Linked DNA regions of Homo sapiens: region 2 is linked to region 1. A link is a loop called in an ENCODE intact Hi-C map of the cell type or tissue named here. Cell type or tissue: PC-3. All regions are shown on one strand. Links, peaks and the distances in the headings refer to the core of each region. The heading gives the core; the rest is flanking DNA. Region 1 holds the start of LINC02018 (long intergenic non-protein coding RNA 2018). Region 2 has its middle 80 kb from the start of MIR1324.

Region 1 (16,074 bases), core at 5,036-13,035:
CACGTCCTCCAGTGGCCTGGACCTGCCCATGAAGGTGGTGGACATGTTCAGGAGCTGTTTGCCTGCGTGTGCCGTGAACTTCAAGTGGTAGGAGCAGAACCCGAATCTTTCTGGGGATAGCTTCACAGATCCACCGCTGAGGGGGAAGCAGTGCAGAGTGAGCTGCTCACAGTGAGGCCCTGCCCCTCGGTCAGTCTAGCACACACTGGAGGCCATGAGGAGGAGCCCTGCGGTTACTGTGCCTGGGCTGAGCCTCACTGAAGTAGTTGCTTCCATTTAGAACTCATGTTATATTTAGGTTGGTAGAAAAGTAATCACCATTTTTCCATTAAAAATGGCAATTACTCTTTCACCAACCTAATATAAAAAAAAAGCACCTTAAATACTAGAACTCCACTCGGGGCTTTTGCTCCTAGAGTAGAATTGGCAGGAATTGCCTGCAGGCTTACATGGTTTTCTTTGTTTTTCTCTCCCACCATGTCCCTTTTGGTCAACCTCACGTGCTGGGTTTGAATCAGTTAAATGAGTGTCATGCTGTGGCCTCACTTCACCCAGCATAGACAAGTGTTTGGAAGGGTGGCGTTAGAGGAGATTCTAGAAGCAGTAGCCCCAGCACAAGTTGAGCCCTTGGCCCCTGCTCAGGAGACGGCCTCTGGATGGGATTCAGGGATGCGAGCCCCTCATGTGAGCTGAGCTCAGGGAATGTCGGGATCAAATCTGGTGTCCTAGAAAAGTCATCTTTTATGTGCTGAACCAGTCCCCAGGGGGTTGCATTTACTTGTTCCATGGCCATGGAATTTAGAAAAACATGCAAAAATAATTCTTCAGTCCTTGAAGAGCATCCAGCACAGAAGGTACAAACCCTCCTTAAGGCTCCCTCCTCAAATCGGTTTGGCCATTTTGATGTGCACCCCCGCCAGGCCTTTATACCCTTCAGATGCCAAATCTAAGAACCAGCTCCCAGAAACCACACCCCCTGTTCCAACCCCCAGCCTGGCTTGAGCGTGGGGTGGGTGGGAGCCCAGCTGGGCACCCCAGGGGTCTGGTGTCTTCTCCAGGAAGCTCTCGGGTTCCCTTGGTTCTCTCTGCAGTTTACATGAGCTGGTGAAACATGAAGAAAATGGCCTGGTCTTTGAGGACTCAGAGGAACTGGCAGCTCAGCTGCAGGTAGCCATGTCTGCCACCACGCCAGGGTGGGCAGGGTTCTGGAGACTGGCACCGAGCCACACTCCCTGATCCCTGCTTCCCACAGCCAGGGTGGGACCATGGGGGGTCTGGTGGAAAAGCTAGGGAGGGAGCAGAAGTCACAGAGGCTGGCCTACTCTGCTGTCCTGTTTCAGTACAGTAGGCTCGGGAAAGTTAGGACACAACGCCACCTGCCCTCTGGATTTATGGAGCTGACACGCCACAAATGATGCTGGATCCAGGTGGGCCAGGCTGCAGTTTAGGAAGTGATCAGGATCAGGTAGGTGCATGGGCTAAGGGAACTTCTGGGACCAGCCTTGAAAGATGGGTGGAATTCTGCAAAGGTTACTTGTTTCTTATTGCAAAAAGTAATACATCATTCTTGTCAACAGAATGATTGGGAGGATTTTCAGTAAAGGTCCAGGTCAGAAGTCATTTAGACTGGGTCCCCCAGTCTCTGTCAGAACCATGGTACTCTGTTGTGGTGTGAAAGTAGCCACAGATCATCTGTAGATTAAGGGGTGTGGCTTTCTTCCAATAAAGCTTTATTTACAAACACAGGCTGTGGGCTGGATTTGGCCTGCAGGCTGTAGTTTGTGATCCTTGATTCAGAGAGTTTAGCAAGGCTGAAAAGAACACCCACTCCCCCTTGTTACCCACAGATGGGTGGGACTGTGTTGGCCAGAGGCCGAGAGGAGGGTGCTCACAGGGGAACGTACAGCATGTAGAGGCCGGAAGGTGCTCCAGGGCACCAAGTGTGGGAAAGTGGGACATACGGGGAAGTTTCCAGAAAGCATGATGTCAAGTGGGAGGCGGAGCGCTGCTGGGGTGTGAAGGGTCTCAAGTCCAAGTGAGGGAGTTAGGGACTTGGGAGGGGTTGTTGTTGGGTCGGGGACCTGGGGTCAGCCAGGTGGTGACCTGGGATGGGGTGGGGACAGGCAATGAGGTAAGCTCTGCTCTTTAGTATTTTGCAGATGCTTTTCTCAAACTTTCCTGATCCTGCAGGCAAGCTAAACCAGTTCCGGAAGAACCTGCAGGAGTCGCAGCAGCTCTGATGGGATGAGAGCTGGGTGCAGACTGTGCTCCCTTTGGTTATGGACACATAACTCCTGGGCCAGAGGCTAAAACCCCAGGGCCCCTGCTGTCCTTCCCGCAGCTTCTTGGAGTGTCAGGGCAAACCCTTTCGAGCAGCGCCTCCCAGTGGCCAGAAGCTGAAATGACGGCAGTGGTGCCACCTGGTGAATGACCCGGGAAGCTGTGGTTGGCCCTGATTTCTTCTTTGGAGTCTCTGAAACGCTTCCTGTCTTTTGTTCTTCATGCCCCGTGCCCCTGTTAGCGTATTACTGTTCTCTGACTTCCCTGTGACCTCTGCAGTACTCCTCATCCTGCATTTGGTCTCCAGGTGTCACCTTTCTGCCGTGTTCCTAACACTTTGATCCCTGTCTTGAAAAAAGCACCTGCTGCACCATAGGCTCAGGGATGTGGCAGCTGCAGTGGGCTTGGCTTTGTGAGGAACCGAGTGTGTCCAGGGATGTGACAGCTGCAGCGGGCTTGGCTTTGTGAGGAACCGAGTGTGTCCAGGGATGTGGCAGCTGCAGTGGGCTTGGCTTTCTGAGGAACCAAGTGTGTCCACATTGGGGGAACGTCATACTTGATACACACTTTTTTATCTGCACAAAGCCAGAATTTTCATGTCTGATATATGGTGATTTTCGTAAGAACCAGAACTGCTGGCAGAAAGGGGGCACCCACACGCTTAGATAGCCGATGTCTTATTAGAGGGCAGTTTGTGGTTTCTGATTTGGAATTTAACATTCTCCAAACATTCCAGTACAATGAAAGTTTTATCCGCTTTCCCATATAAAAATTCTTCCCATGAGATTGACTTGATTCTCACAATCCCGTTGGAGTCGTGTGTGAGTCCTACAGTGTGAGGTTCAGCATTGCCATCTCCAAGTGCTCTCCATAGGGAAACAGTTTCTGGTCATGATGAGCTTCCGCTTCCCATATGATCCCAGCCCGGCCTGGAAACAGAGCACGTGCTTGAGGATGGCGGTGTTTGGGGACAGGACGTGAGCGTTTTGTGTGGGGCTGCTAGGACAGGCCTGGTGGGGTAGGGGGTGTCTAAGTCAGTTTACTTGTTTCACAGGTTCCCAGGCCCACCCAGGTACCTAGAATTGGCCACCAGGATGGGACTAGAAATCTGGTTTTGCATAGAAATGGCTAGCAGCAGGCACCATGCCACTGTCCACTCTCTGCCCGCGTCTGCCCCAGCACTTGGCACAGCAGGACAGAAGCAGAGATCTGAACCCACATCTACCTGGCTGCTCAGTCAACTCACTCTTCACAAAGCTTAGAAAGTGGCCGGGCACAGTGGCTTATGCCTGTAATCCCAAAACTTTGAGAGGCCTATGCGGGCGGATCACTTGTCTTCAGGAGTTCGAGACCAGCCTGGCCAACATGGTGAAACCCCATCTCTACGAAAATACAAAAATTAGCCAGGCACGATGGCGGGTGCCTGTAATCCCAGCTACTTGGGAGGCTGAGGCGGGAGAACTGCTTCAACCCAGGAGGCGGAGGTTGCAGTGAGCCGAGATTGTGCCACTGCACTCCAGCCTGAGTGACAGAGTGAGACTCCATCTCAAAACACACACACACACACACACACACACACACACACACACACACACAGCTTAGAAGGGGCTGGTGTTCTCATAAGCACAGATGTCTGAACAGCCATTAGCCAGGATGATTCTTTTTTTTTTTTTTTTTTTTTTTGCGATACGATGTTGTTCTGTCACCCAGACTGGAGTGCAGCGGCACAGTCATTGCTCACTAAAGCCTCGACTCCTGGGCTCTAGCAATCCTCCCACTTCCTGAGTAGCTGGGATGACAGATGCATGCCACCATGCCAGTAATTTTTTTATTTTGTAGAGATGGGGTCCTGAACGCATGGCCTCAATCGATGCTCCTTCCTCAGCCTCTTTTATTATTATTTTTTAGATGGAGTTTTACTCTGTTCCCCAGGCTGGAGTGCAGTGGTGCAATCTCAGCTCACTGCAACGCCTCCCAGGTTCAAGTGATTCTCCTGCCTCAGCCTCCCGAGTAGCTGGTATTATAGGCGTGCACCACCACGCCTGGCTAATTTTTGTGTTTTTAGTAGAGATAGGGTTTCACTGTGTTGGCCAGGCTGGTCTTGAACTCTTGACCTCAGGTGATCTGCTCACCTCAGCCTCCCAAAGCCTCAGCCTCTTACAGTGTTGGGATTACAGGCATGAGACACTGTGACCCGGGATGATTTTCAGTCACTTTTTTTGTTACAAGTGGAAAATGCGTATTCATAAAAATGACGTAGTACAGATATGAACGTGTAGAAATCTCTATAATCCTGCCATCCAAGGATGGCACCTGTTAACGTGTATATCAGGGATGTCCAATCTTTTGGCCTCCCTGCGCCACATTGGAAGAAGAAGAATCGCCTTGGGCCACACATAAAATACACTAAAGCTAGAATAGCTGTTGAGCTCAAAGAAAAAAAAAAAATCACAAAAAAACCTCATATTGTTTTAAGAAAGTTTACAGATTTGTGTTGGGCCACAGGTTGGACAAGCCTGCTATATAGATGTTCTAGGTTTTCCCCTATAGGTATACTTATGTGAAAATGATTATTGTGATAAATTTTTTTTGAGATGAAGTCTTGCTATGTTGCTCAAGGTGGCCACAAACTCCTGGGCTTAAGCCATCCTCCCACCTCAGCCTCTTGAGTAGTTGGAATATAGGTACTCATAACCATGTGTGGGTGATTATTATTAGTTTTTAAACAAAACTGGGGCTGGGCGCAGTAGCTCACGCCCGTATTCCTAACACTTTGGGAGGCTGAGACAGCAGATCACTTGAGGTCAGGAGTTCAAGATCAGCCTGGCCAACATGGCGAAACCTCAACTCTACAAACAATACAAAAATTAGCCAGGCGTGGTAGCACGCACCTGTAGTCCCAGCTATTCAGGAGGCTGAGATGGGAGGATAGCTTGAACCTGGGAGGTAGGAGGTTGCAGTGGGCCGAGATGGCACCACTGCACTCCAGCCTGGGCAATACAAAGCCAGACTCTGTCTCAAAAAGAAAAAAAAAAAAAAAAGGTGGGCGGGGGCTTATACTATGTGTGCTGCTTGGCACTGTTGTTTTTATTTAAAAGATATTGCAGGTTTTTTTTCACGTAAGTATCTGAAGAAAGACTTCCTTTTTTTTTTTTTTTTTTTGGTTTTTTGCTTTTTTGAGATAGGGTCTTGCTCTGTTGCCCACGCTGGAGTGCAGTGGTGAGATCAGGGCTCACTGCAGCCTCCACCTCGTGGGCTCAAGCCATCCTCCCACCTCAGCCTCCTGAGTAGCTGGGACTACAGGTGTGTGCAACCACATCTGGCTAGTTTCTGTATGTTTTGTGAAGACAGGGTCCCACTATGTGGCCCAGGTTTTTCTTGAACAACTGGGGTCAAGTAGTCCTCCTTTCTTAGCCTCCTAAAGTGCCGGGATGACAGGCCTGAGCCCCGCGCCCGGCCAGCCTCCTGTGCGAGGTTGTGCGGGACTCTGTCGTGGAACCCAGTATGCCTTCATGTGCTGGCTTGTTTGTTGGCTCTGTAGTTAACGGGCTGCCCCACGTGGACAGGCACTGGGTTGTCTGTGTCTCTGTGTGCAGGCAGAGGCTGCTGCGGGTGCATCTGTGCACATGGCTGCCAGGAGGGGCTGTGCTCAGGGGGAGCTGGGGCAGAGGCTGGTGGCATTGGGAGGCTTGGGTGTAGTGTGGAGGCACGAGAGCCTGGTGGCCGGGCTGCAGTCTGCAGGAGCTCGAGGGTCGCTTGGCCTCTGTGTGTCCTAATGTCTTTGTCGGTGAGATGGGACAATGACAGCACACCCTCACAGGTGCTGGGGGCTGACAAACGTCAGGTCTGAGGACAGTGGTTGGCCCACTGAGAAGTTCCCCTTCTCTATAGTCACCCTGCTCGTCTTCCATCAACTGGGTGCTCAGGACAGTGGTGTGGTGGATCAGCCTGTACAGCCTGTGCTCCAGCGTCCTGCAGGCCACAGCTGTGTCCAGCCATGACCCCGACTGCCCCTCCCACCACCTCCATTTTATAGATGAAACCAAGGCCCAAGGGCTTAGGGAACCCTGCTCTGAAGCACATAGTAGGGCTGCTGGGCTCAGACCCTCCCTCCCTCTGCTGAGCCGCCCTCCTCCTGCCGCAAGCCCCCCACACCCCAAGCCCACCCTGCTCGCCGGCCTCTGCCTGAGTTCCCCGCATGATGTGGGAGTGTGGGGCATCCTAGCTTTTCCCCGGCGCCCAGTTCTTTCACTTCCACTGGAGTCCCGCAGGGACAGCTCGGGGACCATGCAGGCCCAGGTGGGCGTGGGGGCTCACCTAGCTCGGTGGTGAACAGCTGGCACGTCTCTGGGTTGTGGACGGTAAAGGCCACGTAGACCTCAGGAGACTGCTGGTGCTCCCAGCAGGCAGCCAGCCTCCGCAGGATCCCGACCAGCGACACGATGGCTTCTGGGCAATACAGCACGTCTACGGTGAAAGCTTCAGGTTACTGAAAGGGATAAGTGGAAAGTTCCAGTTCATACTGACCTCAGCAGCAGGGCGAGGCCAGAGAGGCAGCGGTCATATGAGACTATTAGATGCCATTTGACCATTTGGGCCATTAGATGGAAAGGCAATTACTTGGGTGAAAAAGGAGAACCCTTAGTAGAGAAAGCTGCAAAAGACCGAAGCAAAAGAAAAAAATCTCCAGACTCACTGGTGTTCCTTAAAAAACCAGCTCTGGTTCTCGGCCTATCTAGAGGGCTTTGAATGACAGAAAGCCTGACCCTGCCGTGAACTTCGTGTTTCAGGTGTCTGCCAATTGGTCTGCTGGCTTGAGGGGGTGGGCCTGTGTCCCTGGCCACCGCTGGACCTGTGGGTTTCAGGGCTGGAACCCAGGACCACAGGCAGAGCTCTGTTCCACCAGAGAGGGGACTGAGTGTGCTGGCAGGGGTGAGGGGTTTTCGGTGGCCCAGCCAAACACCACCTTCTCTCAAGGGCCCTGTCCTCATCTCAGAAGTGGTTGTTTTCCTCCTGTGGTCTCTGAAGGACACAGGGCATGGCTCTGGGACAGAGCCATGTGGTGATGACTGAAACGGGAGTATGCCTGTATCCAACAAGAGGTCTGTGGCTTGAAGGTCACCTTAAGAGGCACCCCTGTCCTTTGATGTCACCCTGGAGGCCCAGAGTACCTCTTCTGGAAGCCCCATCATGTCCATTCCCGACAGCGTCCATTGTTCCCTTTTCCCAGAGCCAAGGGCTGGGTAGAGCTGCATGGACACCACCTGCACAGGATGCCTGGGGCTGGCCATTACCTGCTGCAATGACAACATCTGGCTGGAAGGCAGAGAGCTGATGGACCGTCGCTACGTCCCAGTCCAGCTGGGCCACTGTCACCCTGGGGCTGTCTAAGTTGGCAGTGATGTCTGCCTCTAATGAGAGGCCATTGAGAAGGACATTCCCTCGGAGCTGCTCGAGGACCCGGCTGTGACAGTCACTGAAGATGAATGCCCGGGGGCGGTACATCTTGCAGATGGCCAGGCCTGTGAGGCCGGCACCACTGCCAAGCTCTAGGACAGTCCTGGTGGGAGGAAAGGGGACCGTGTCTTCAACTGCACCAGGGTAAGCCTGCCTCAGTGCCCTGCCCTGTGCCACAAGGTCACCTGTTAGTGAAGGCTGCTGGGTTCTCGATGGCCCATTCTGCAAGGTAGAGGGTGGCATCCCATGTGACCAGGCCTGTGGTACCATGGGAGATGATGGCTGTGCTCTCGGAGAGTGTGACTGAGCCTCCCGAGGGCTGCACCAAGAGAGGGCGAGAGAGTAAGTCCAGCGATCAGAAGGCAAGTGGCTTAGAAGACAAGTAGCCATCCACCATATGTCTGAATAAACCATGACAGGACCAATCGCCACTCAGCAATGAGAAGCAGCTAACTGTTGACATACCAACAGCTTGCACAGACCTCAAGGGTGTCACATAGCATGAAAGACACTCAGGCCACACTGGAGTCCATTCATCGAACATTGCTGAGACAACAGAATTCTGGTGATGGAGCACAGGTCAGTGGTGGCCAGGGGCCAGGTGTGGCTATGAAGGGATGGCTGCCTTGTGATGATTCAATATGCTATGTTTTTCCTTTGTGGTTTTCTGTATCTATGTTTTATTTTTTTTTTTTTTGAGCTCTGTCACCCGGGCTGGAGTCAGTGGCACGATCTTGGCTCACTGCAACCTCTGCCTCCTGGGTTCAAGCAATTCTCCTGCCTCAGCCGCCCAAGTAGCTGTGACTACAGTTGTGTGCCACCATGTCCGGCTAATTTTTGTACTTTTTTTTGAGACAGAGATTCGCTCTCGTTGCCGAGGCCGGAGTGCAATAGCACGATCTCAGCTCACTACAACCTCCACCTCCCAGGTTCAAGAGATTCTCCTGCCTCAGCCTCCTGAGCAGCTGGGATTACAGGCGCCCAGTACCACACCCCACTAATTTTTGTATTTTTAGTAAAGATGGAGTTTCACCATGTTGGCCAAGCTGGTCTCAAACTCCTGACTTCAGGTGATCCCCCTGCCTCAGCCTCCCTATGTGCTGGGATTATAGGCATGAGCCACCACGCCTGGCCTAATTTTTGTATTTTTAGTAGAGATAGGGTTTCACCATATTGGCCAGGCTGGTCTCGAACTCCTGACCTCAGATCCACCCGCCTTGGCCTCCCAAAGTGCTGGGATTACAGGCATGAGCCACCATGTCCAGCCCTGTCAAGTATTCTTTGAGGACTGGGCACCAGGTCCTTGTGAAGCAGGTAGTGTGTGTCACCTATTGGACAAATGCCCAACAACCCCACGAGACATGCTGTTGTTGTTGAAGTGCTTGATTTACAGACAGGGAAACTGAGGCTAAAGAAGGTTAATGGACTTCATGTCTAAGACTGCAGAATGGGTGAGTCAGAATTTGAACCCACACCCACATTTTCACTTTGTCTGTGCAGGAAGTGTATCTGGGCTGTGAGGGGGAGGAGGGTGCCCTTCTCATACCAGCAAATAACTCCGGTGGCCCTGGGTGGACTCCTTGGCCATCAGGGTCTCTGCCAGTGCCTCATACAGCTCGTCCAAAGCCTCCATGTGGACAGCCTCGTGCTGGGGGCAGACAGAGTGAGAGCTTGTTTGCTTTTGTTCTAATCTGTAAAAATGGCCAGATGATTTTCACCAAGTTTGGAGGGGAGATTTGGGATGGAATGGTGTAACACCGGCCAGCTGGCATATAAAATATTCACTTCGTTGGGCATGGTGGTGTGTGCCGAATAGTTCCAGCTACTCTAGAGGCTGACATGGGAGGACTGCTTGAGCCCAGGAGTTCCAGGACAGCCTGGGCAACAGAGATCTTGTCTCTAAAAAAAAATAATTCCACTTGGTAGGGAAACATGAACGGGAGGGCCTTCAACAAGAGGTGTTGAGAGGGTAGGGTTAGATGTAGTCTAGGGCAGGAGACAAGGATTCCGTGAGAGCTGCCACCTGACCACGACAGAGAGCTCTGTGTTTGGATCAAACACAGAGAGGAGGAAAACAAAAGGTGCTTTTAAGTGAGCCCAGACAGAACTGTGAGGGCGGCCCATGCTGCAGGCTGTGGCTGTCAGCAGGCTGCTTCTCCACAGCTGGCCCCGTCCTATGATTCATAGGGCAGCAGAAGGGTACACTAGGTGACTGCTGCCCTCTCCTGGTGGCACAGGGCAGAACTGCTGGTGACCACAGATGCACCCTTTTGGGGAGGACTAGGGAGAAAGCAGGTATTGGAGAAGCAGGGGATTGTTTATTTGCTAAAAGTGTGGCCCTTTCATTCAGCAAGTCTGCTTCTGCCTACTGAGGAATGGCCTCTCGACATCCCCATGTCAAACCCTGCATATTCAGGCCCATCTTTAAAATCCATCCTAGGCCAGGTGAGGTGGCTCATGCCTGTAATCCCAGCATTTTGGGAGGCCAAGGCAGGCGGATCACCTGAGGTCAGGAGTCCGAGACCAGCCTGGCCAACATGGTGAAACTCTGTCTCTACTAAAAATACAAAAATTAGCCGGGCATGGTGGCGTGTGCCTGTAGTCCCAGCTTCTTAGAAGGCTAGACATGAGCATTGCTTGAACCCAGGAGGCAGAGGTTTCAGGGAGCTGAGATTGTGCCACGGTAATCCAGCCTGGGCAACACAGTGAGACTGTTTCAAAAAAGTAAATAAATAAGTAAAAAATAAAATCCATCCTATATCAGTCAGGAAAGAGCTCATTCCAGCAGGATCAAAGCAGAGAATTCACCAGAGGAACTAGTTCCAAAGGTATGGCAAGAGCTAAATCTTCCAAAAGGGGCCCGTGGGGCAACCCAGAGACGGACAAGAGCAGGAAACTCCAAACCCTTCAGCGGGCAGGACAGAGGGTGTGGGTGAGGGTTCCAGTGCTGTGGGCTGGACCAGCCTGGTAGGAATGAGAATTCATATGCTAGGAGCTGGCGCCCCAGAGAAGCAGCTGCTGTGGAAACCCCAGGAGGCAGAGTGAGGGAGAGACGCTGGCCTCCCCTTCTTCCTGCCCTGCACTGTCTCCCATGGGTCACACTCAGATGCAGCCAGTTGCCTGGGGAGGCCCCTGCCATGCTGGGGTTTGCAAAGAAGGCCCAGGGCCTGGGAAGGATGGGGTCTCCAGCACGCAGGTGGCTATGCTGTCCGGCTACTGGGCGGACACTGCCCATAACTGACCTTTTTGATGAGTTCTGAGAGAAAGCACCGGGCTTTCTTGACTGACGGCGGGTGCTTCACACACACACAGGATGCTTCACAGTCTACGGCAAAGGACAGAACGTTGGTTGCTCGAGAGCCCATCTTAAGTCTCCTATGAGCTTCAAGCCAACACAGCAGAGGGCAAACTCCAGGCTACCCGATCCCTCAGCAAAGATGTACATGGACACGGCGTTCTGGCCCCACGCATCTGAAGTTTGTCTTAAGATATAAGCCGTTTTCTAAAGATGCTTCCACTGCAGTGGCACAGGCTATGGCAGCATTTCTAATGCCCATTCTGAGCAGGAACACAGGGCATGTGGGCCCAAACCACCTCCCTCCCAGGGGAGCCAGTGTGAACCAGGGTTTGCTGTAAGGACAGTCGCCAACTGTCTGGCTTTATGGAAGAGGCGGGAAGGCCCACTCAGCAACTGCTCTCTTGGAGCGTGTGTCCCTGGGGACAGGATGGAGGGGAGGGAACGCTCAGGGTGACACTCCCACTAAAGCCGAGAGAAGCCAAGTGCAGGATGAGCAAGTTCCAGGCAGTGGGAACAGCCTGTGCAAGCTCTGAGGTGGGCACGGGCTGGCCCTTGGAAAGGAGGGCAGAGGGACTGGTGTAGCAGGAGTGGGGATGGTGGGAAATCAGGAGCCTGGAGGGAGAGGGAGGAGACAGTCCGCAGCTCCTGCTGGCTGGGTGGGATGCAGATTCTGCCCAAGGGCAGCAAAGTACCCCACACAATACACTGGCTCTTCATGCTGGTGTTGGTTTTTCATTTTTTCTGACACAGAGTCTCGCTCTGTTGCCCAGGCTGGAGTGCAGTGGCCCGATCTTGGCTCACCGCAGCCTCCGCCTCCTGGGTTCAGCGATTCTCCTGCCTCAGCCTCCCGAGTAGCTGGGACTATAGGCGTGCACCACCACGCCCAGCTAATTTTTTTATTTTTAGTAGAGATGGGTTTTTACCATGTTGGCTAGGCTGGTGTTGAACTCCTGACCTTAGGTGATCCGTCCACCTCAGCCTCCCAGAGTCCTGGGATTACAGGTGTGAGCCAGTGCACCCAGCCTTGTGCTGGGTTTTAAAGCAGCTCTCCCAACATTTCATGCTTCACCACCTATGAGAGTGAGGCTTAGGGTGAAACTCAGAGCAGGGTGTGAGATAACTTCAGGTATCTCCATGATCGAAGCCCTGACCTACTGTATTGCCCCGAAAGTCTTCCCTGCTGTGTCTGCATCTTTTCCATGTGGATAATCTTGGTTCACCTCTAGCACAGGAATTCTTCACCGGGGCTCCTAGGATGGGCTGGGTGGGTGGGGGTGGAGGATGTCTGTCTCCCCTGAGTTTGTATGGAAAACATATTCTTCTGGTGTACTTCTTTCTGGGAGGGAGTCTATTGCTTTGTCTTTTCAGAAGGGCTCATGGCCCTTCGAAGGTGAAGACCCAGGATGCAGGGTGATCTGCACTTGGCCCTCAAGGCCAAGGTCAGCCTCTAGCTGGGCCGGGTGGTGATCCTGGCTCTCACCTGCATGCAGATGCACTTGAGTCCAAACCCCACCCTGGGCAAAGCAAGGGCCCATTTAGGTCTAGAAGAGACAGGAGTGGGCAGGACAGGCCTCATGAATGCAAAAAAGAAAGTCTCTGAGCATCTACCAAATGCTAGAAGCTGTTTTGTACCTGTCATCTCTGTTTTTGCTGTGGATGGTTTAAAAAACATTCGCTAGATTTCACCCCTCTTGCAGATTTTTGTATATTCTGATGTCTTTGTCTAAGTCTTAGATAGACAACGAAAGTGCAGGAGCTGTCGGAGGTGCTGACACCCACCTGCAGTGCTGACTCAATGGTTTTGTTCTTTGAACAGGGGTGTTTTTAAAGGGTATAAGCACACCTATGGTTCTTCTCTCAGGTCTTCCGGAGAGATTCAGGAGGCAGGGTCATGAGTCCCAGGGACTCTGGGATTCTTACCTTCTGCAAAATATCCCGCAGCAGCTCAGAATCTGATGAGTCTCTTAACTTTGCTTCTAAGCTCTGTGTGGACGGGAGAGAGAGAAATCTCAAGGGCGCATTCACAGGAACATTAAAACACGCAATAGAATGTGTTGGCAAAGCGCTATGTGATCCCTCCCTGGGGACGTGGAGCCAGTTGGAAGTGGAAGCCACAGTGGCTGAAAGCCTGACCTTCAGATGTCGCTGGGTGCAATTGGATGAGTCACAGGAAGAAGACTGACTCTTGGCCGCATTAGTCATGGCTACTTAGCGGCCACCCGGGTCATGGGCCAGCTCCCTGGTTGCACTGGTCAGCCAGGAATTACCAGGGCAGCCATGGCAACAAGGTTTGATGGGCTTGCCATCTGAGTTTAAGTAGAAATGCAGAATGTGCTCATACCAGCCTGGGTTACATTGTCCTCTTACAGGGGCCTCAAGCCCAGCAGCAAGCTTTGGCTCCTGAGTTAGGCAAACTGTCTCGGCTGGTATGTGACCCACGGCAAGGCACTTCATTGCTTCAGAGCTCCTTCCATGCCATAAAAGGCCCTACAAGACCTGGTCCTAATCCCTCTCTCTGGCCTGTTCTCCCTCACCCCTGGCCCACCCTGCTCACTCCACTCCAGCCACACTGGCTGCCTTGCTGTTTTTCCTCAACCATAGCTGGCTTGTTTCCACCACAGGGCCTTTGCATATCCTGTTCCCCAAGCCCTTCCCATGGCTGGCTGCCTCACCACTCAGGCCCCAGTTCAAATACCACCTCTTTGGGGAAGGCTTCCCTGATTCCCCGACCTTGGTGACTCTTCTCCCCAGTTGCTCCATTCACCATTTCCCTGTTTTATTGGCTTTAAAGCCACTCTCATCTGGTCTTTTCTTGTTTATTCATTTATTTGTTTATTCTCTGGCTCTCCCATGCAAGCAGAGCCTCATCTATCATGGGTACTGCTGATCCATGGTGCCTGGCTCATGGAAGGCATTTATTAAACATTTTGTGACTGAATAAAAACACCAGCTAACACCGACATGCATTTACCATGAGCCAGGCACTGATCCACAGGCTTTTGTACTCAACGCTGACAACAACCCTAAGAGGTAGGTATCATTATATCCCCCATTTTATTAATAAGAAAACAATAGCACAGAGAGATGCAGTCACTTGCCCAAGGTCACACAGGGCCAGGGGTTGGGCCAGGATTCGAAGCAGGCAGGCTGTCTCCTGGGTCTGAACTCTCAACTACTTCACCCTAATCAAACAATCTCTCTGGTCAAAAGTGAGTGATAATAATAGTACCCACCTCGTCAGTGTTGAGGGTGAGCCGAAGTTAGCATTCAGTGTGGGCATGTGAACAACTATAGTCAATATTGAATGGAGACCTATGATGCTTTTATGAAGGTTTCTATTTTGGGTTAAAAATGCACAAATTTCTCCTGACTAAAATTGATCTCTGAGTGCTAAATATTTTATGTCAATGGAATAACGCAAATGATTAAGCAACACCCCATAAAATGGGGCAGACCCAGGGAGGAATATATATCCGAACTGACTCATCCCAGTGAGCTCACTGCACATGAATTACAAATGGAGAGGGGTGCATTAAGCCCCTCTGCTGGCAGAAGGGAGGCTGCTGCCTGCCAGGCGCCTGTGCTGAGAATGGCAGGTCCCCAGGGAGAGGAGAGGCCACCCCCTTCTCTGTCTCTTCCATCACAGGCGTGAAAGCCTCAGCGCATGATCCGATTCTGTGCAGTGCTCGACATACAGATGAGAACACTGAGGCACGAGGGACAGCCTGTGACCTGGTCACCGTGCTCAGGATGAAGTGGTTACCCGCGGGCCTGAGGGCGCTGACTTTTTAGAATGGGCGAGGGCAGCTGTGTCCCAGTGACCAGAACGATTACTACCTTTAAAAAGTCGTGAAAATGATCGTGAACTGTACCCCACACCGAGCACGCGTCTGCCCCCCCAAGGCGGTGGAGACGCCCTCATCTTCCGCCGCCAGCTCGCGGGGCAGGAGGGGTGCGAGCGACTCTGGCCAGGCCCCAGGGACGGGGACCGGGTCTCGCGGCCCTGACCGGGGAGAGCCCAGGAACTCACGTGGCAGGAGCGCCGGGGGTTTCAGCACGGAGACCCATCCCGTCTGCCCCTGGACTCCCGCGAGCCCCGCGGGCCTCTCCGCTCGCCCGCCGCCCCCCTGCCAGGGGAAGGAGCGCAGCGTGCGCGCCGCCAGGAAGCGGCGCTCGAAACTCTGCAGCAAGAGTTCGGTCCCCGCATTCTCCTCGGGCGCCATGACGTGGGCGGGGCCGCAGCGTTGCCGGGAGACCGGGCGGAAGCCGGGCCTGGACTGAAGAGGGGGTGGGCCCAGGGCAGTGCGCGGCGGCAGAGAGGGGGCGGGGCCTGGGGGTAGGGTCAGGAGGAGCGTCCTGGGGGCGGGCTGTAGGGCGGGGCCAGGATGAGCGTTAGGAGGGCGAGGCCTGGGGTAGGGCCAGGATAAGCGTCGTTGGGGCAGGTCCTGGGTAGAGTCCAGGTTGGCGGGTCCTGGGGCGGAGTCAGGATAGGGCGATCCTGGAAGCTGGGCTTCAGAAGCGTCCAGGTTGGTGGCGTCCTGGAGGCGGTGCCTTGCGTGTGGGCAGGATAAGAGTCCTGGAGGCGAGCATTAGAGCGGGGATAAACGCCATTGGGTTCAGGAGGCGGGACTCAGAGCAGAGCCCAGGAGACAGGTCTTAGGGTGGGGCTAAGGCCAGACCCAGAGAAGGGCTCAGGAGGCGGGGCCGGGGCGGGGGGTTGACTATGTCGTAGCACATGGCCAGGCGGTGCGCGGACTCTGGGAGGCAGAGCTTTGGACGGGCCGACGTGGGGAGGGGCCCAGGGTCCAGGAGGCGGGGCCGAGTCCGGGCTGCCAGCTGCGCTCAGGAGGCGGGCCCTGGGAGGCGGAGCTTAGGGAGGGGCCGGTGTCGGGAGGGACCCAGGGACTGGGAGGCCGGTCGGGGCTGGGCTCAGGGGCCGAGACCTAGCTGGGCTTGGGGCGGGGCCGAGACGGAGCGAGGGATCCAGGGTGTGGGAAACGGGGAGGGGTTTGAGGAGGGGATCGGAATGTGGCTCAAGT
Region 2 (16,074 bases), core at 5,353-13,352, 120 kb after region 1:
CTTAGAAAATGGATCAACTGTTTTCTTCTTAACTCCCTTTTTGCCACCTTTCATAAGGCACTTGTTCTTAACAACCGCCATGGTGCTGCTCAGAGTACCAAAAGGCTAAATTTTTTATTTTTCATAGAGATGGGGTTTCACCACGTTGGCCAAGCTGGTCTTGAACTCCTGATGTCAGGAGATCTGCCCGCCTCAGCCTCCCAAAGTGCTGGGATTACAGGTGTGAGCCACTGCACTCAGCTGATATTTATTTTTTCTTTTTTTGTAGAGAAAGGGTCTTGCCATGTTGCCAAGGCTTGCCTGGAACCCCTGGCCTCAAGCAATCCTCCCACCGCAGCCTCCCAAAGCACTGGGATTTCAGGTGTGAGCCACCATGCCCAGCCTGGAATCTATTTTTAAAGCCAATCAAGTGTTGAATAAAATTGCAACTTGGGCTGTCTTTTCTTTGCATTTTTTACATTTCAATGGTTTTTAATATATTCAGAGATATACGCAAACATTACCAGTCAATTTTAGAACATTTCATGACCTCAAAAAGAAACCTCATACCCTTTAGCTAACACCCCCTATCCTCCCATGCCCCTACCAGCCCTAAGCAACCACTAATCGACTTCCTATTTCTATAGATTTTCATCTGAATGAAATCATGTAGAATGTGATCTTTCATCTGTTTTGAAGGTTCATCCACGCTGTAGTGTATGTACTTTCCTCCTTTTTGTGATCAAATAATACTCCACCATGTGGGTAGACAACAGTCGGTGTATCTCTTCATCTGGTGATGGGCATTTGGATTAATTCCCTCTTTGGGTTATTAGGAGTGATGCTACTGTAATTATTCATGTACAAATTTTTGTGTGGGCCTGTGCTTTCATTTTTGAATATGAAAATATGGCACATCTCCACGGAAGACATATAAGTGGCCAATAAGCACATGAAAAGATGCTTAATGAAATTCATCATCAGGGAAACAGAAATCAAAACCACAATGCAATACCACGTCATACCCATAAGCATGGCTAGAATCAAAGATAGAGAAAATTGGTCTGGTGCAGTGCCTAATGCCTGTAATCCCTGCACTTCGGGAGACCGAGGCAGGTGGATCACCTGAGGCCAGGAGTTTGAGACCAGCCTGGCCAACATGGTGAAACCCTGTCTCTACTAAAAAAATACACAAATTAGCCAGGCATGATAGCAGGTGCCTATAATCCCAGCTACTCGGGAGGCTGAGGCAGGAGAGTAACTTGAATCTGGGAGGCAGAGGTTGCAGTGAGCTGAGATTGTGCCACTGCACTCCAGCCTGGGCGACAGAGCAAGACTTTGTCTCAAAAAAAAAAAAAAAATACAGAAAATAACAAGTGTTGGTGAGGATGCAGAGAAACTAGAACCTTCATACACTGCTGGAAGGAATTAAAATGGTGTAGCCACTGTGAGAAACACTTTAACAACTTCCCAAACAATTCTACATAGAGTTACCAAATGACGCAGCAATTGTGCTCCTAGGTATAGGTCCAACTTGGGCTCTTTTAATCTGTGGAAAATGAACTGTGGGTACTTGGCAAGAACAAAGAGGGAAAGAGGCAGAAATGGTGCTATGAGGGCACATTGATTGGACTCTAGTACACACGGTTCCTACTGCAAATGGTCTCTAAATGACTTCATCAGTTGCTCATAAAAAAAATCACCCTCTGCTCCAATCATGGAGGAAGAAGTATGGATTGGACCTGGTGAGCCACGGTAAGACTGACTGCTAAACTTTATGAATGATGAGGGGATTTGCACGTATAATCTTGACTGTACTAGATTTTTTATTTTATCCACTGTCTTTGAAAACCTAACTCTTGACTAAGAACTGACTTTCCTGAAGTTGTTGTTGACTCTAAGTAAATTTCCAATTCCACATAGCCCAAAGATAATGTGATGAAAAATCTCTCAAAGGAAAAATGCTAAGAATACAGGAACAGTTATACGGCAAATTTTGCAGAATTAACACAAATTGTACTTGTAGGTACGAAGCACAAAACATTTTCATGGGTAAAGAAAAGAGTGCTCTTCACTCTAGTAGAGGCTGCAGGATGAAGCTGATCAAGGTGCTTGCCCAGCCAGGCCTTGGGCTCTTACCAAGTTTGTGTTAGAGTCAACTCTGATGGAGTCTCTATCCCAGTCATCTTTTTTTTTGACATGGAATCTCGCTCTGTCTCCCAGGCTGGAATGCAGCGGTGTGATCTCAGCTCACTGCAACATCTGCCTCCTGGGTTCAAGCAATTCTCCTGCCTCAGCTTCCCAAGTAGCTGGGACTACATGTGCATGCCACCATGCCTGGCTAAGTTTTGTATTTTTAGTAGAGACATTTCATCACGTTGGCCAGGCTGTGCTCAAACTCCTGCCCTCAAGTGATCCGCCTGCCTTGGCCTCCCAAAGTGCTGGGATTACAGGCATGAGCCACCATGCCCAACCTCAGTCATCTTTTTATCCTCCACACCTGGCAAGTTCTAGACTCACTGTGGTTCCATACAAGTTTGTTGAATAAATAGGAGACAGATAGAAAGTGGGAACTCTGGAAGTAGAGAAGATTCCAGAAATTGTGCATATTTCCCAGAGACTGTGGCCAAATTCCTCAGTCCTGCCAGAGTTTCTCTATCTCAACTCAAACCTTATGAGTGGTCCCAGGCGCAGTGGCTCACACCTGTAATCCCAACACTTTAGGAGGCTGAGGTGGGCAGATCACTTGAGGCCAGGAGTTTGAGACCAGCCTGGCCAACGTGGTGAAACCCTGTCTCTACTAAAAATACAGAAATTAGCCAGGCATGGTGGTGTGCATCTGTAGTCCCAGCTACTCGGGGGGCTGAGGCACAAGCATTGCTTGAACCCAGGAGGCAGAGGTTGCAGTGAGTCACAATTATGCCACTGTACTCTAGCCTGGGCAATAAAGCAAGACTGTCTCAAAAGAAAAAAAAAACCCTTATGTGTGGGCCTTGTTACAGAATTAATGTTTATATGGACAATATGTACATGGGTGTATGTTAAGAGCATGAGTCATCCACAAGATTTTAGCAAAGTCCATTTAGAAATCTCAATGCTTTGGGCTTCCAATTGCTTTGCTGCCTCTGTCCTCAGAAGGAGGCCTCATCCTTGCATGTAACCAGCAAATCCTTTATGCAGAGGTGTACACAACACAGTCCTCTCCTTGGCTATGACACCTTGAAAGGCTCCTCTTGGTGGCCCCTGGTGCTCATTTCAGAGTAGTTCAAATTAAGGTGATCAGCTTTCATTCCAATCACTCTACAAATCACTCCTATTATGACCAATTTTTCTAAATGCTTTATTGAATTATTACTTAAAGAAATGTGCACACAGAAGAGGTCAACACAGTACTTTTCTTAAAAACCAAACATACTGCCCAGAAGCAGTGGCTCATGCCTGTCATCCCAGCACTTGGGGAGGCCAAGGTGAGCAGATTGCTTGAGCCCAGGAGCTCGAGACCAGCCTGGGCAACGTAGTGAGACCCCCCTCTCTACAAAAAATAAATAAATACAAAAATTAGGCAACAGTGATGGCACATGCCTGTAGTTCCAGCTACTCAGGAGGGCTGAGGTGGGAGGACTGCTTGAGCCCAGGAGGCAGAGGCAGCAGTGAGCCATGATGGTGCCACTGTGCTCCAGCCTGGGTGACAGAGCAAGATCCTGCCTCAAAACAACAACAACAACAACAACAACAACAACAAACCTGAACATCTCCATATTACCGACACCCAATTCAAGAAACAAAATATTGCAGCCCCTTCCAGGATATTCCTGGGGTCTCTTCCATCTCTACTAACCCCTGACTACAAACAGCCTCCACCTATTTCACCTGACATTGTACTTTATGAAAGCAGCAGTTCTCAGATGGGGCTATTTTGCCCTATGGGGACATTAGGCAATATCTGGAGACGCTGGGGTTTGTCTCTACTTGGGGGGAGTTGTGTTACTGCATCCAGTGAGTCCAGGGATCCAGGGATGCCGCTCAACATCCTAAAATGCACAGGGAACCCCCACACATAGAACAGAGAAATTGCTGAGCCAAAATGTCAGCAGTGTCACAGCTGACACCCTGACATACACACAATCACACACTGTCTGCTCTTTCGTGCTCAGGATCTCTTTCATTCTAATCATCTCATAGGAAACAGAAATGTCATCTGGAGGTAGGTAGAGTCCAAAACAAAGAAGATCCAGAGTTTTTTTTTTTTTTTAATCAGCCTGGTGTCTTTAGAGCTAGGATTTAGTTTCCATTCTTTCTGTCTCATTTTCAAGTGATTTTTCTTCAAATGGCATCTGCTGGGCTCAAGACCTGGAGATCCCCACAAAGCTGAGATTCACATGGGAATTTTTTACACACCCACACAGGTATACACTGCCATTTACATGCAGACATCCACCCACAGATACACACATCCGGAGACCAAGACAGAAAGCAAACTCCACCATAAAAGCACGGTTCCCCAAACACGAGAAATGCACCATTCACTCCAGGGAGGTACCTATTTGTTTAATTCAGCCTCTGATAGTCAGGCTGTTGCCAAGCCCATCTCTGAAAGTCTTCCCCTCTAGGAAAGAGAGATGGATTTTTTCTTTACTCAAGAATATAGATCTAAAAAAAACAAACACTTCTGCATCTCAAAGCAGGCTCTACCTCCTGAGCTACACATATCGATCAGCATTTTATTGCCAATTTTCTTTTATTTGAACTGGAGAAAATTATAACCTAATTATGTTCTTACTGACACTTTGGAATCAGTTACACTAAATCCAATTCTTTGGGTTCTCATGATTAATTTGTTGAATTTGGGGGACAACAAAGCAAAATCATTGGTCGTGTTTTAATATAATTAGTACAGGATATATCTAAGGGGTTCAAGTATCACTGTAGCAAGAAGCTCATTCTGCAGTAAAAGGGGGATTCTGCCACTAGGATTGAGTGAGGGTGGTTCATGGCTGCACCGTTTCATCAATGTCTCTTCAAGAGTCCATGGAATGTGGAATGGGAAAGACTGAAATAGTCCAAGTTTTGGCTAAGCTTCTATTAAGGGGTGTTAGGAGCTGATAAAATAACCTGGTCTTTATAGACATCCACACTATAGTTCTCTAAGCTACAGATTCTCAGATTTTTCTATTTTATAAACCAGTAAAAATATTTTTTTAATTTGAGAACCAACATAAGGTTGCAATTTTTTTTTCTTTTTGGTAAGAAGGAACTTTTTTAAACTACCAGTTTCACACACACACACACACACACACACACACACACACACACACACACACACACAAATTCCACCATGATTGGTCAGAATAGGTGAGGTTTTGCTGCAATAACAAACAACTCCTAAATCTTGGTAACTTCAAACATCAGAAGTTGTTTTTCTCAGTCATGTTACATCTGCAGGGAGGTAAGGGGTGCTCTGTTTTCCATCAAACTTGCCCTAAGACTAAGGCTAATGGGGGTTGCATTACCTCGAGTATCACCAAGCAGGGAACAGAGGGAGAAGAATGCTAGAGAGTCTTGTACTAAGAATTAAATGCCCTAGGCTAGAAGTCTCACACTACACCTCTGCCCCCAGCCTCTTGGCCAGAACTAGCCACAACCCCTCCCCCACCACAGGGCAATGCATGCAGACAGGAGAATTGGATACATTACAAATTTCTACCCCATGGCATTTCATAAAAGGGAAAAAAATGCAAATACAAAAATGTTTTAAAAGAATAGAATATATACATTTTTAGAATACAGAACAATCCTCCAAAAAGGACAGCTGGTGGTCTTTCACCAATGGGCACATTTCTGTGACATTTTCTCTGTTTTTCCATTTTATCCTTGACCTATGAACATTTTATACAGATGGTCCAAAGAACACCATTTGGGGACCACTGCTCTAATCAGGTGATGAAAATGGCCCCAAGAACAGAGCACACTTTCTTTAGCAAAGACCCAGCAGGGCCAGGGTGACCATGTTCTCACCATCAATGTGCAGACATCCACCTGCAGCATCCTCACATCCCAACATCAAACAGTGGCTCTTTATAGCTTGATTCTAATGCCCTTTGATCTTCATAATCACTGTAAAGCTCTCTGGCCCCAAGATCTAACATCGCCACTCTAGCTACATCCCGCAACTGTTCACCTCTCCTGCCTCCTCATCCCTCTAAACTTCTCTTCACAACCTCATGTTTCCTTCTTGCTTTACCTTCCTGCTCAGCCTGGACCTTACAGTCACCTTCTTCTTGTAATGTGCTCCTAAACTCGTTCTTCCCTGCTTTCAACCACACCCACCTGGAAAATCTCCATACCCCATTGATGACTTGCCTCGCAACTGCCTAAGGGCTGCTGAATGATACTGGAGAGAATCACATCATGGATCTTGTAGTTCCACTAAATAATCTCACCATCCAACTCTAGGATAGACTTCACTTCTGTTCAGCAATATTTTTAAGCATCACAAATAAATTCCAAACCATATTTGCTATAACAATTGACTTTTAACCTCTTCCATATCTCAAAGCCCCCCAAACCCATCCCTAGGGGTTTCAGAGCCCAGAGTTGAGTTCTCTCAACTCACTTCCATCTCACCCCTAGATCACTGTATCTTGACCCTCTTCCTCTGCCTTTCCCATCTTATAAGGAGAAACATCCTTCTCCTTTCCCAAGCTACCTTCTCCACTTGTGTCTCATTTGAGACCTCCCTTTATCACCCATTCCCTTGGAACTCCCATGACTCACCACCTTCACTTGTCATTTCACTCATAAATATTTTTCACGATGTATGTGCCAGGCGTTTAATATATAATCATGCTTAAGTCTCCACATGCTAACAAGAAAAACCTTGATTATCCCTGCTATGCCCTCAAGTCATTACCCTCCCCGCTCCTTTCCTGTGTTCCCAAACTTTGTTGATCTTCATCAATCCCTCTGATGCAGATGGCTCCGAAGTTTGCACCCTATTAGGTTGGTGCAAAAGTAATTGTGGATTTTGCCATTAAAAGTAATGGCAATCATAGCAATTATTTTTGTACCAGCCTAGTATCTTTTCTCCTTCTACCAAACTTTGTCCCTGAGCCATCTCATCACCTATAACTACCTCCTCCATGCAGTTGATTCCCAGATCTGTATTATTCTACTGAAAGTCCATTACCAAACTTTCTCAGCTAGAATAACAGAAGCCCAGTTAGAATTCATGATACCATTTTCCCACCACCACCACCACCACAACCATCGCCCTGTCATTGTTAGCAAAACCATCTCTTCAGTGGAGCTCAAAGATTTGTAATCTCCCACTCCCCAGAAAGATAACTTCAGACTCAGCCTAGAAGTAAGGATCCTCCAGATATGGCCTCAATGACCCTCCAACCCATGTCCCCAGTGCATCCCTTTGATGCCCCCTTCAGTGGAGTCAAAATGGAGTGAGTGTTTTTCTTTTCACATACTCCTGGTGTTCTTCCACGAATACAATTTTCACCTCTTGAATATTTTCAAGGATTCTCCATGCTACACACAGTGAAATCCAAACTCCCCATCAGGACCCCAGTCTTCCCAAAACCTCTTTGCACTTTTCTGCCTCCACACTTTTCCTTGGGTCATCCTCTTCTCTAATATAACCTTGTGTATTACTCTAGGTTCTCCAGAGAAAGAGCAGAGAGATAGAGGTAGAGCTATACACATAGAGACAGATTGATTTGTTGTAAGGGATGGCTCACATGGTTATGGAGGCTAAGGAGTCCTGGAGTCTGCAGCCAGCAAGCTGGAGACCCAGGACAGCCAATGATATAGTTCCAACTCGAGTCCACATCTAAAGTCAGGAAAAGATTGATGTCCCAGCTCAAATATAATCAGGAAAAAAGAGCAAATTCTCTGTGACTCCACCTTTTTGTTTTGTTCAGGCCTTCAGTGGATTGGATGAGGCTCACCCATATTGGGGAGGACAATCTGCTTTATTCAGTCTACCAATTAAATGTTATCTTCATCCAGAATACCTCAGAGACACACCCAGACTAATGTGTAGCCAAATATCTGGGCACCCCACAACCCAGTCAAATTGATACATAACATTAACCATCATGTCTTGCTTCTACTCTCTCCCCATTACTGCATGTCCAAATCCTTCTCTTATTTCAAGGCTTAGTTCAAATGTCACCTCTTAACTAAGCCTTCCCTGCTAACCCCAAATATTAATAGAATTGGTTTCTCCCTTCTCTGATATCTCAAAATACTTTGTGTGTTTCTCTTTTACTGTATTTATTACAAACTCCCTTATAAATTGAGACAGTGATTCCCAGACAAATTATCAAAAGAGTATAAAAGAAGCCTTCTTTGAGTGTGAAATATCTCATGGAATTTAGCACATGGCCTCTTCATGAAGAAACTACTGGGAGAGAAGAAGACAAGCTGGAAGAGGCCAGGGAAAGGGGGTTAGTACAAGGGAGGTTAGTACAAAACTTTTCTTCGTCTCTCATCCTACCCGACTAGAAATACCCACAGGGGTGGAGGGGCAGGCCACCCCTTCATCTGGCGCCCAATGTGGGGCCTTTCTCTAGGGTAAAGGTACGATAAGAACATGAGCATTGAGGACAGCCGACAAGAGATTCCCGAGTACGTCCACAGTCAGCCTTGCAGTAAGCTTGTGCGCTCGGAGGAATCCAGGGTAACAATGGGGCAAACTGAAAGTAAATATGCCTCTTATCTCAGCTTCATCAAAATTCTCTTAAGAAGAGGGGGAGTTAAAGCTTCTACAGAAAATTTAGTTACGCTATTTCAAACAGTAGAACAATTCTGCCCATGGTTTCCAGAACAGGGAACTTTAGATTTAAAAGATTGGGAAAAAATTGGCAAAGGACTAAAACAAGCAACTCGGGAAGGTAAAATCATCCCACTTACAGTATGGAATGATTGGGCCATTACTAAAGCAACTTTAGAACCATTTCAAATAGAAGAAGATAGCATTTCAGTCTTTGATGCCCCTGAAAGCTGTGTAATAGATTGTGAAGAAGAGGCAGGAACAGAGTTTAAGAAAGGAATGGAAAGTCCACATTGTAAAAATGCAGTACAGCCTGTAATAGCTCAGTCAATGCAAAATGTTGACTATAATCAGTTACAGGAAGCAATATATCCTGAAACATCAAAATTGGGGAAAGGAGGTCCAGAATTATTTGGGCCATCAGAGTTTAGACCATGATGGCCACCATCTCCTTCTCCCGCGGTTCAGATACCTGTGACATCACAATCTCAAATGCTAATCCAGGCACAGTATCCACAATAGCAGGCAGTAGAAAATAAAACCCAACCATCGGTAGTTTATCAACACCAGCCGCCAGCCGAATTTCAGTATCGGCCGTCTCCAGAGGTTCAGTATGGATCTCAGGTGGTGCGTCCTGTGCTAAATAGCAAGACACTATATCAACAACCCACGGCGATGGCGTTTGATCCTACAGCACCACCTAGTGGACAAGATGGTGCACTGCATGAGACCATTGCTACAGCCAGAAAACAGGGAGATCTTGAGGCATGGCAGTATCCGGTAATTTTACAACCCATACCGGCCAGAAAAGGGAGTCAAACAGGAGCATCTGTCTGAACTGAGGCTAGATATGAATCTTTCACCATGAAAATGTTAAAAAATTTAAAGGAAGGATTTAAACAATATGGACCCAACTGTCCTTATATGAGAACATTATTAGATTCCATTGCTCATGGAAATAGACTTATTCCTTAAGATTGGGAAATTTTGGTTAAATCTTCCCTCTCACCCTCTCAGTATCTACAGTTTAAAACCTGGTGGATTGATGGGGTACAAGAACAGGTATGGAAAAATCAGGCTATTAATCCTGTTGGTTATATAGATGCAGATCAGTTGCTAGGAACAGGTCCAAATTGGGTCACTATTAACCAACAATCAGTAATGCAGAATGAGGCTATTGAACAACTAAGGGCTATTTACCTCAGGGCCTGGGAGAAGATTCAGGACCCAGGAACCTCCTGCCCTTCTTTTAGTTCAATCAGACAAGGCTCTAAAGAGCCATATCCAGACTTTGTGGCAAGGTTGCAAGATGCAGCTCAAAAATGCATTGCAGATAATAACGCCCGAAAAGTTATTGTAGAAATAATGGCTTATCAAAATGCAAATCCAGAATGTCAATCGGCTATAAAGCCATTAAAAGAAAAGGTTTCAGCAGGAGTTGATGTAATTACAGAATATGTGAAGGCTTGTGATGGGATTGGAAGAGCTATGCATAAAGCAATGTTAATGGCTCAAGCAATTACAGGGGTTGCTTTAGGAGGACAAGTTAAAACATTTGGGGGGAAACTGTTATAACTGTGGTCAAATCGGTCATCTAAAAAATTGTCCAGGCTTAAATAAACAGAGCAAAAAAAAGGAGGCACCTGGCCTGTGTCCAAGATGTGGAAAAGGAAAACGTTGGGCTAAGGAATGTTGTTCTAAATTTGATAAAAATGGACAACCATTGTCGGGAAACGGGAAGAGGGGCCAGCCCCAGGCCCCACAACAAAGTGGGGCATTCCCGATTCAGCCATTTGTTCCTCAGGGTTTTCAGGGACAACAACCCCCACAGTAAATACCACCATTTCAGGAAATCAGCCAATTACAACAATACAAGAGTTATCCCCCGCCACAGCAGGCAGTGCTGCAGTAGATTTATGTTCACTCAGATTATTTCTTTACTCCCTGGAGAGCCTCCGCAAAAGATTCCTACAGGGGTATATGGCCCGCTGCCAGAAGGGATGGTAGGCCTTATTTTAGGAAGATCAAGTCTAAATTTAAAGGGAGTCCAAATTCATACTGGGGTAATTGATTCAGATTATAAAGGGGAAATTCAGTTAGTGATCAGCTCTACTGTTCCCTGGAGTGCCAATCCAGGTGAGAGAATTGCTCAATTACTGCTCTTGCCTTATATTAAAATTGGAGATAGCAAAACAGAAAGAACAGAAGGGTTTGGAAGTACCAACCCTGCTGGAAAAGCTGTTTATTGGGCTAGTCAGCTCTCAGAGAATAGACCCTTGTGTACAGTTACTATTCAGGGAAAGCAGTTTGAAGGATTAGTGGATACTGGGGCTGATGTTTTTATCATTGCCTTAAATCAATGGCCAAAAAATTGGCCTAAACAAAAGCCCGTTGCAGGACTTGTTGGTGTGGGCACTGCCTCAGAAGTGTATCAAAGTGCCAAAATTTTACATTGTCTGGGACCTGATAATCAAGAGAGTACAGTTCAGCCTATGATTACTTCTATTCCAATTAATTTATGGGGCCGAGACATATTAGAACAGTGGCATTCAGAGATTACTATTCCAGTCTCCCTATACAGCGCCACTAGTCAAAAAATTATGACTAAAATGGGATATCTCCCTGGCAAAGGACTAGGGAAAAATGGAGAAGGCATTAAAGTTCCAATTGAGGCTAAAGAAAATACAGAAAAAAAGGGATTAGAGTATCCTTTTCAGGAGTGGCCACTGTAGAGCCTCCAAAACCCATTCCATTAACTTGGAAAATAGAAAAGCCTGTATGGGTAAATCAGTGGCCACTACCAAAACAAAAGCTGGAGGCTTTACACTTATTGGCAAAGGAACAATTAGAAAAGGGACATATTGAGCCATCATTTTCGCCTTGGAATTCTCCTGTGTTTGTAATTCAGAAAAAATCATGCAGATGGCACATGCTAACTGATTTAAGAGCCGTTAATGCAGTAATTCAATCCATGGGGCCTCTCCAACCTGGGCTGCCCTCTCCAGCCATGATTCCCAAAGATTGGCCTTTAATTATAATTGATCTGAAGGATTGCTTTTTTACCACTCCTCTGGCAAAACAGGATTTTGAAAAATTTGATTTTACTATACCAGCTATAAATAATAAAGAACCAGCCACCAGATTTCAGTGGAAGGTGTTGCCTCAGGGAATGGTTAATAGTCCAACTATTTGTCAGACTTTTGTAGCTCAAGTTCTTCAACCAGTTAGAGACAAGTTTTCAGACTGTTATATCATTCATTGTGTTGATGATATTTTGTGTGCTGCAGAAACAAGAGACAAATTAATTGACTGTTACACATTTCTGCAAGCAGACGTTGCAAACGCAGGCCTGACAATAGCATCTACTAAGATTCAGACCTCCACTCCTTTTCATTATTTGAGAATGCAAGTAGAGGAAAGAAACATTAAACCACAAAAAGTAGAAATAAGAAAAGACACATTAAGAACATTAAATGGCTTTCAAAAATTGATAGGAGATATTAATTGGATTCGGCCAACTTTAGGCATCCCTACTTATGCCATGTCAAACTTGTTCTCTATCTTGAGAGGGGATCCAGACTTGAATAGTAAAAGAATATTAACCCCAGAGGCAAATAAAAAAATTAAATTAGTTGAAGAAAAAAAATCAGTCAGCACAAGTAAATAGAATAGATCACTCAGCCCCACTCCAACTTTTAATTTTTGTTACTGCACATTCTCCAACAGGCATTATTGTTCAAGATACAGATCTTGTAGAGTGGTCATTCCTTCCTCACAGTACAATTAAGACTTTTACATTGTACTTAGATCAAATGGCTACATTTGATCAGGCAAGATTACGAATTCGTAATCAGGCAAGTTTACGAATTCGTAATCAGGCAAGATTACGAATAGTAAAATTGTGTGGAAGTGACCCAGATAAAATCATTGTTCCTTTAAATAAGGAACAGGTTAGACAAGCCTTTATCAATTCTGGTGCATGGCAGATTGGTCTTGCTGATTTTGTGGAAATTACTGATAATCATTACACAAAAGCAAAAATCTTCCAGTTTTTAAAATTGACTACTTGGATTTTACCTAAAATTACCAGACATAAACCTTTAGAAAATCTTCTGACAGTGTTTACTGATGGTTCCAGCAATGGAAAAGAGGCTTACACTGGACCAAAAGAACGAGTCATTGAAACTCAATATCACTTAGCTCAAAGAGCAGAATTGGTTGCTGTCATTTCAGTGTTACAAGATTTTAATCAGCCTATTAACATTGTTTCGGATTCTACATATGTAGTACAGGCTACCAAGGATATTGAGACAGCTCTAATCAAATATAGTATGGATGATCAGTTAAATCAGCTGTTTAAATTGTTACAACAAACTGTGAAAAAAGAAAGTTCTCATTTTATATTAGTCACATTCGAGCACATACTAATTTACCAGGGCCTTTAACTAAGGCAAATGAACAAGCTGATTTGCTAGTATCATCTGCCTTCATGGAAGCACAAGAACTTCATATCCTGACTCATGTAAATGTAACAGGATTAAAAAACAAATTTGATATCACATGGAAACAAGCAAAAAATATTGTACAACATTGTGCTCAGTGTCAAGTCTTACACCTGCCCACTCAAGAGGCAGGAGTTAATCCCAGAGGTTTATGTCCTGATGCACTATGGCAAATGGATGTTACACATGTACCTTCATTTGGAAAATTGTCATTTGTCCATGTAACATTGATACTTATTCACATTTCATATGGGCAACCTGTCAGACAGGAGAAAGTACTTCCCATGTTAAAAGACATTTATTATCTTGTTTTGCAGTCATGGGAGTTCCAAAAAAAATTAAAACAGATAATGGGCCAGGATATTGTAGTAAAGCATTTCAAAAATTTTTAAATCCATGGAAAATTGCACATACAACAGGAATCCCTTATAATTCCCAAGGACAGGCCATAGTTGAAAGAACTAATAGAACACTCAAAGCTCAATTGGTTAAACAAAAAAAGGAAAAAGACAGTAAACAGTATAACACTCCTCAGATGCAACTTAATATAGCACTCTGTACTTTAAATTTTTTAAATATATATAGAAATCAAACCACTACTCCTGCAGAATAACATTTTACCGGTAAAAAGAACAGCCCACATGAGGAAAAACTGATTTGGTGGGAAAATAACAAAAATAAAACATGGGAAATAGGTAGAGTGATAACATGGGGGAGAGGTTTTACTTGTGTTTCACCAGGAGAAAATCAGCTTCCTGTTTGGGTACCCACTAGACATTTGAAGTTCTACAATGAACCCATCAGAGATACAAAGGAAGGCGCCTCTGCAGAGACAAAAAACCCACAATCGAACATCATCGACTCGCAGGATGAATAAAATGGTAATATCAGAAAAACAGATGAAATTGCCATCCACCAAAAAGGTGGAGCTGCCGACCTGGGCCCAGCTAAAGAAGCTGACACAGTTAGCTAAAAAAAGCCTGGAAAACACAAGGGTAACACAAACTCCAGAGAATATGCTGCTTGCAGCTTTAATGATTGTATCAACAGTGGTAAGTCTCCCTACGTCTGTGGGAGCCGCTAGAGCTAACTATACTTACTGGGCCTATGTGCCTTTCCCACCCTTAATTCGGGCAGTCACTTGGATAGATAATCCTATTGAAATATATGTTAATAACAGTGTATGGGTACCAGGCCCCACAGATAACCGTGGCCCTGCCCAACCTGAAGAAGAAGGAATGATGATAAACATTTCCATTGGGTATCATTATCCTCCTATTTGCTTGGGAAAAGCACCAGGATGCTTAATGCCTACTATCCAAAATTGGTTGGTAGAAGTACCTACTGTCAGTGGCACCAGTAAATTTACTTATCATGTGATAAGTGGAATGTCACTCGGGTCACAAATAAATAATTTACAAAATTCTTCCTATCAAAGATCATTAAAATTTAGGCCTAAAGGGAAACCATGCCCCGAGGAAATTCCAAAAGAATCAAAAGACCCAAAAGTCTTAGTTTAGGAAGAATGTGTGGCTGATACTGCAGTGGTACTACAAAACAATAAGTTTGGAACTATTATAGACTGGGCCCCTCGAGGCCAGTTATATTATGATTGTATGGGCCAGACCCACTCGTGTTCACAGGCTCTATCTGTCTGGCCCCCTAATCCAGCCTATAATAGTGATTTAACTAAAAAACTAGACCAAGTTTATAGAAGGCTAGAATGACCCTATCCATGGAAATGGGGTGAAATGGGGATTTCATCACCCCGACCAAAGTTAGTTAGTCCTGTTGTTGTTCCTGAACACCCAGAATTATAGAAGCTTACTGTGGCCTCATACCACACTAGAATTTGGTCTGAAAATCAAGTTATGGGAACAAAAAATCATAAGCCATATTATACTCTTAACCTAAATTCCAATCTGACAATTCCTTTGCAAAGTTGTGTAAAACCCCCTTATATGCTAGTTGTAGGAAACATAGTTATTAAACCAGATTCCCAAACTATAACCTGTGAAAATTGTAGATTGTTTACTTGCATTGATTCAACTTTTGATTGGCAGCATCGTATTCTGTTAGTAAGGGCAAGAAAAGGTGTGTGGATCCCTGTGTCCATGGACCGACCGTGGGAAGCTTCTCCATCTGTACACATCTTAACAAAAGTATTAAAAGGAGTTCTAACCAGATCTAAAAAATTCATTTTTACTTTGATTGCAGTGATTATAGGTCTTATTGCAGTCACAGCTACTGCTGTGGCTGCTGGAATTGCTTTACACTCCTCTGTTCAAACTGCAGAATATGTGAATAAATGGCAAAAGAATTCCTCAAAAGTGTGGAATTCTCAGACTCAAATAGATCAAAAATTGACAAATCAAATTAATGATCTTAGACAAACTGTTATTTGAATGGGAGATAGGCTCATGAGCTTGGAATATCTTTTTCAGTTACAGTGTGACTGGAATATGTCAGATTTTTGTATTACACCTCAAGTCTATAACGAATCTGAACATCACTGGGACATGGTTAGACACCATCTACAGGGAAAAGAAGATAATCTTACCTTAGATATTTCTAGATTGAAAAAACAAATTTTTAAAACATCAAAAGCCCAGTTAAATCTGGTGCCAGAAACTAAGGCAATGGTAAAAGTTGTTAATAGCCTCACAAATCTTAAGCCTGTCACTTGGATTAAAACTATTGGAAATTCCACTATTGCAAATTTTGCATTAATCCTTGTATGTCTGTCCTCTCTATTGTTAGTCTACAGGTGTATCCAGCAGCTACGGAGAAACAGCGACCAGCGAGAAC

What was found. A loop is a pair of places that touch in the nucleus more often than their neighbours do. Peaks named below come from ENCODE experiments on the same cell type or tissue, not always from the same donor. Only the 100,000 strongest peaks of a DNase experiment are listed, where the experiment ranks them.
Region 2: a loop joins it to region 1, with 19 times the contacts of the local background. A loop is called at or near these places in 5 of 110 quality-filtered maps.

What each region holds. Positions count from the first base shown.
Region 1 is chr3:75,419,853-75,435,926 of GRCh38, forward strand. LINC02018 (long intergenic non-protein coding RNA 2018) reads left to right here and starts at 15,456. Exons shown (of 3, transcript NR_151705.1): 1 at 15,456-15,561. It also overlaps the pseudogene ALG1L6P and the pseudogene FAM86DP. RefSeq lists enhancers at 5,294-5,795, 13,026-13,320, 14,720-14,779, 15,490-15,669 and silencers at 15,010-15,419, 15,740-16,074. In PC-3, for the core only: a CTCF peak has its summit at 9,957 (motif pointing left); a DNase peak (open chromatin) is centred at 9,949; H3K27ac peaks cover 349 bases.
Region 2 is chr3:75,542,849-75,558,922 of GRCh38, forward strand. It overlaps the pseudogene RPS3AP15. Among named protein-coding and RNA genes, the nearest start is that of MIR1324, 80 kb to the right of the region's middle. In PC-3, for the core only: CTCF peaks have their summits at 9,453 (motif pointing left) and 9,658; a DNase peak (open chromatin) is centred at 9,463.